Linked DNA regions of Homo sapiens: region 1 is linked to region 2. A link is an interaction called in ENCODE POLR2A ChIA-PET data of the cell type or tissue named here. Cell type or tissue: Panc1. All regions are shown on one strand. Each heading gives the region's core, and the rest is flanking DNA. Links, peaks and the distances in the headings are about the cores only. Region 1 overlaps CWC27 (CWC27 spliceosome associated cyclophilin). Region 2 has its middle 1.4 kb from the start of SHISAL2B.

Region 1 (2,926 bases), core at 136-2,635, 100 kb before region 2:
AAATCTTAAAGGAAAAACACTTTAAGGAGAGAGCATACTCCTGGCAAAAGGAAAAACAGGGGTGGGGGAACTGTGAGGAAAGTATGGGTATGCAAGGAAACTTGACATCTTTAGAAAACATCAATGAAAAGGAACCCTGGCAATTTCTAGATCTAACATTCATGGTTTTGTCCATTCACAAACATAACCACAGAATCATGACACATAGTAAATCATTTTGATGAGGCATAAATTTGAATCATAAACAATGCAAGACTAGTGCACTGACATCTAAAGAAGATGACTCTTCAGATATTGAGGTGACAGAGTGATTGGTGACGTTAAGGAATTGGGAAATGAAGTTTTTGTAAAAAAATGAATTTAGTTTTGACATCTAGAGACCTTTCCTAAAGCAACTCTGAACAAGGGATAAGAGCCCAGGAGAAATATTTGGCCTTATCTCCTAGAGTTTAGAATGTTGGTGTACAGGTAAATGGAAATTGAATCCATGGCATCAAATACATCACTCAAGGATACAATAAAAAGCAACAAAAAGTTATGACCAAAATATTTCATATACACACCATTTTAATTACATTTTAATGCAAGGGGTATTAAGTAGAGTGCTTACTAGGCGTCCAACATTAGCCTGCAAAACCGTGCTCACTAATAAGGGAACATATGGCTAAAGAAGTAAAAACAAGAATAATAATAATATGCTTTTAATTCAATGTTATTGTTAGAGTTGGTAAGAAATAGATAATTATGTTAAGCAAGTAAGGCTTATAGGTTATAAAGTTTTAATTACAACAATAAAGACTATAAACCTAATCCTTTAGTTCTCAGTATTCACTAATTTTCAAAAAAGAAAGGCATATCAGAACCTTTAGGAGTAGAAACCCTTGAAGACAGTTTTCTTGTAGTATACACACCAGAATTACTGCTCTAAACAATGGCATGACACCGTGTTTCAGTAATGCGTATTATGATGCAAGCAATATTGAAGAAAACCACATGTAAAGGCCTACAGGAAGGACTAGCAGAATAAAAAGGCCAGGAGGCACTGCATAATTCAAGGACATGGATTTAATAGTTACAAAGACCTGCGTTCAGTTCCCATCTGTAGCTACTTATTGGTTATGTTACTTTGAGCAAATTATAAACTATAGCTGAATGTATTCATGAGTAAAATGAGGATGATAATAATATCACCCATCTCAAAGGGCTGTAATGAGAATTAATGAAATAAACAAAATATATATAAATAACATTAAAATGAATATAAGAGTTTTGGTCTGTGACTGTTTATATCAGTAATGATAATAATCATTATCATCTAACATACTACCTGAAAAAATAGCAGTTAGGATCTGAATCATAAAGTCCAACCATTCAAAAAACTGCAAGTCTAGTTCAAACTGATTTTTTTAAAATGCCAACATTAAAAATAAATAGGATAATCTCAAAAGTTGCAAATATTACTGACCACAAATCAATTTACAAATTCAATGAACACTTACTGAGCCTGCCCCATGTAAAACATGCTGTGCCAGATATAGCAGGAGATACAATAGTGAGTAAGATATAGACCCCAATCTCTTTTGTAAGTTAGAACAAAGGGCAAATTAGAGATTACCTGACTAACTCGATTTACTTCCTCCTCTTCTTCCTCAGCTTCCTCTCCAAATGAAAGTAAACTAAAATTTCTAGTCCAAAAAAAAGAAAGAAAAAAAAAAAGAAAGAGAAAGTCAAATCAAACTTATAAATACCTTATTTTCAGAGCAAGAGAACAGAATTTACAAGAAGAAATACATTCTGACTGTTCTAAAAAAGACCATATTACTCAGTATTCAGCAGAAGTATTCTAACGATCTGTATTTTCAGTATGATGTTAAAGCTTTTGCCTCACAGCACCAATGTTTCCTATATTATACTAACTTTTAATGACCAAAAATCCCTTCTGAGCATTACCATTAAATTTACTGAGTAAAGCATGACAGAAATAATTAAGCTTTTTTATATTTATCAAAACTGGTAGCAAAATGGGGGTTTCTGAAAAATAATAAGTATATATCCCTGAGTGCTACAAATGGGAAGCAATTAATCTAGTATTTGGCAAAATATTTTTTAATATTTTAAAATTAATATGTATACAAAATTGTCAGACAAAAAAATATGAGCAATGAACAACTAAAATAGCCCACAAGGAGAAAAAACTAGGTTTGTCTCCTCTGATTCATCAAACAAAAGTAATCTCAAGTAAGATAAACAAGTTACTAAAACTGTCTCTCAAATAGAAAAATTAAAGATGTGGCAGTGAAACAGATTTTTTTTTTTCCCAAAGCCTAGAAGCAAGCAACGACCAACATATCATCCCCAATATATTTGCTGGAAACAAAAACAAAGCAAAACACACCAAAAAAAGACTTTAGAGTTTATTGTTAAGATAAATCATAGTGATGACGCACTGCATATGAATACAGTGACAGTGACCTTTCATCCAGAGATAGATTAATCAAAATAAGCTGATCAAAGAATTTTTAAAAATCAAATAAATAATTCCAATAAGCAGTTATTTTGCCACAAGGAATTAACTGCTTATTAAAGTGTCTGGCTCATATCTGACACTTTATAAAACAATTTAACTTTGTATTTGTAGGATATCAAGGAAAAAGACTAATAGGTATTGAATGCCTATACTACTGGGTGTTTTAACATACCTCTTCTCATTTAATCCTCATAACAACCAGGAGTTGAACTTATTCTAATCTCCATTTTATAGGAAGAGGTAACTGAAGCTTAGAAAGTTTAATCAACTTTGCCTTTTATTAACTAGGTTTGGCAGGATTATATCTAGAATTGATCAAATCTAACAATTATACTTACAATAAAATCTCTAATAAGGATCCTACGATTCAGTAAAAGAGTACGTTGAAATCTAACTCTG
Region 2 (2,867 bases), core at 1-2,500:
GCTGCCTGGGCGCTCAGCCTTCGCGCGCCACCTCTGATTTCTCTCCTCCCCTTGTCCACATGGTGTCTGGGCGCCTTACTCTCGCCTCTCCCTCTCGCTGCTGAGCGGTCGCTCCTTTTATCCGCCCATCTCGGCGCCGACTCTCCTCCACTTTCCCTCACTTCATCAGCAGCCTGGAGACCTTAGCTGTCCCCACTCGATGCCAGAAAGAGCTTTCTCCAGAGGGAAAAAAGAAGAGGTGGGACATGTTTTCAGTGCAGGCAGATGCTGCCTAAGTTGCAGTTTTCCTGTCTAGGGACAGGGCAGGTGGATTCTGGGCAAACAGACTGGGTCTGGTGGAGACTTAACTGCCCGGCCATTGACTCAAGGAGTGGAGGAGAGGACCAGATAAAAGGCAGCTGAACACCAGAGAGGCGGAGTTGGTGTTCTCTTTCTTTGAGAAGTAAATGTGAAACATTAAGATCTGCCCATTTAAAAATAAAAAACAAGAAACAAAGTCTCCTGTAACAACTGGCCATGGTGCAGTTGCATTCGGTGTTCAGCTGAAAAATCCAGAAAGTTTAAGAAACGCAAGACATGAAGGTAAAGAAAGTGAGAACTTTCTAGAGAGGGAGGCAGCCAGAGGAAAAAAAAAAGGCAAAGGAAATAGGGAGAAAGAGACCTTCAGTCAGTTTTGATGTGCTGTAGGAACTTCTTTTGTCTCCTTTTTGTTTGATATTCCCATTTTCTTGATTGGTTTGTTCACAAAGCCTTTTTAAAATAACGATGATAATGCATGCTTATTGTGATAAGCCAAACAATGCTTGGGTGTATAAACAAAAAGGTAATAATAGTCTTACGATGGGAGAGGAGGCGATTATAACATTCATAAAATGTACAAGATAGAGCATTGTTTCTCCCTCTTCATTTCTGCTTCCTTCCCTTGGCCAGGGGCTTGATTGGATCCCAGACGTCGAATTTTACCTTGTTGGGTACTGGATGTTTTTGCATTCCTATAAATACTCTTGAGCTTTGTACTGGGATGCAGGAAACAGTTTGAGTCTTTCGGGTTTGTTTTTAATATTTGTTAGGCTGGACTAGATTAGCCTTTAGGACTGAATTTTTCCCCACTACTGAGGCAATACCCTTCGAATTATTCTACCCAAAACTTGTGAATTATAGGGCTTACCATTGTGACTGGTGGGAACACATAAAACACAGAAAAATCCAGAGACAGGCATGACCACAGAGGCCAAATTTCACCAAGCTTGGAGTATCTTGAGGCCTCTGAAGTTCAAACCAACAAAGGAGCCTTTTACCATATGAAGCTTAAGGGCAGTGTTAAGACTGCGGCTTTAACCAGTTAGGAAATTGCTTGACCTTGCCTGCTGTGTAGTCCCCTGTGACTTAGTCCCCAGTTATCTTCCTCCAGGCAGGAGGAGTTCTGATAGGGAGTAGGGTGGGGCTGATCCCGCACCAAAAGATAGCCATCGATTACATCTTTTATTTTCTCTTCTTCTTGTGTCACAAAGGTGATACTCCCCTTTAGAGAATATTCTGGAAATAAGGAGACATTTTTGGTTGTCATGATGACACTGTCCTGGCATTGAGGGATGTGGGTCAGGGATGCTAGACATCCTGACCCCCTGCAACATGTACAGGAAAATGAAGAACTGTATGTGACTTTCAAATGTTCTACAGGACATTCATGTAGATGAAAAACCTACTTACAATTGTCTGTACTTAGAACCTATCCTTGTGTTCCAAATAAATACAGTGTTTTTGTTGAATTTTCCAGGAATACAGCTACCACGTAAAATGAGGGAAGATTGTTATTTGTTTTGTTTGGAACTCTACCAAGACTTTTTCACAAAAAATTATGTGCCAATGGTTATGTTGCTTAAGGGTTTGTATTTGTGTTGCCAACACCGCACACTGTGGCAGCCTGCATTTGTACCGTCACACCACAGTGATTTATAGCTATTGCATGCAGAGTATTGATGTAAGCATTATGTCTTTTGGTACAGTTGTGCTTGAGCATTTACATATGGAAATACTGTATATATTTTATGGTAAATTACACTCCTTTTATGTATTCTTTATATTATAATAAAAGCATTATATATAATTAGTGTATTTGTTTGCAAGGTCCACCATAATAAAGTACCGCAGACCAGGTGGCTTAACAACAGAAATGTATTATCTCACAGTTCTGGAGTCTGGAAGTCTGAGATCAAGATGTCAGCAGGATTGGTTTCTTCTGAGAGTCATAAGGAGAAGGATCTGTCCTGGGATTGTCTCCTTAACAGGCCTCGATTGCTGTCTTCTCACTATGCCTCCACGTCACCTTCTCACCGTACTTGTCTCTGTCTAAATTTCCTCTTCTTCTAAGGACACCCTAGAACTGGATTAGGGCCCACTCTAGTGACCTAATTTTATTTTAGTTACCTCTTTAAAGGCTCTGTCTCCAAATATGGTCACATTCTGAGGTATTAGTGGTTAGGACTTCAATATATGAATTCCTAGAAGGACACAGTTCAGCCTATAACAATTAGGTATGTAGACACATCCTATTTCAAGATAGCAAAGGGAAAGTTATAGGAAGATTTCTTATAAAATGGGGACACTGAGTCTGATAGGGCTGAGAACTGCGGGTATGACTCCTCACAGGACAATGGTAAGTGGTGTCTTATAGGTAAGTGCTGCCCCTTACTTCAAATTTCCAGCCCAGTAGGGTTTACCGAGAATTGGCGTGACAGAACAAGCAGAGAGAGACTAGGGACAAGAAATATTGGCTACTGGGTAAAAGAAAGATAAGGGTTCAAACAAAGCTGACTTTGGCTATAGAAATAATGAAGAGGCCAGATGAGTGCTTTGCTTAAAAGCTT

The links. ChIA-PET counts read pairs that join two places held together with the same protein. Peaks named below come from ENCODE experiments on the same cell type or tissue, not always from the same donor. Only the 100,000 strongest peaks of a DNase experiment are listed, where the experiment ranks them.
Region 1: POLR2A ChIA-PET joins it to region 2 with 5 read pairs; 2 of 35 experiments call an interaction of 5 or more read pairs at or near these places.

Annotation. Positions count from the first base shown.
Region 1 is chr5:64,787,710-64,790,635 of GRCh38, reverse strand. CWC27 (CWC27 spliceosome associated cyclophilin) reads right to left here. Exons shown (of 14, transcript NM_005869.4): 7 at 1,616-1,685. Among named protein-coding and RNA genes, the nearest start is that of CWC27, 20 kb to the right of the region's middle. In Panc1, for the core only: no CTCF peak of the experiment used is centred there; no DNase peak of the experiment used is centred there.
Region 2 is chr5:64,687,635-64,690,501 of GRCh38, reverse strand. No RefSeq gene overlaps it. Among named protein-coding and RNA genes, the nearest start is that of SHISAL2B, 1.4 kb to the left of the region's middle. RefSeq lists enhancers at 1-28, 1,286-1,580, 1,087-1,588 and a silencer at 1,286-1,580. In Panc1, for the core only: no CTCF peak of the experiment used is centred there; no DNase peak of the experiment used is centred there; H3K4me3 peaks cover 424 bases; H3K27me3 peaks cover 1,532 bases.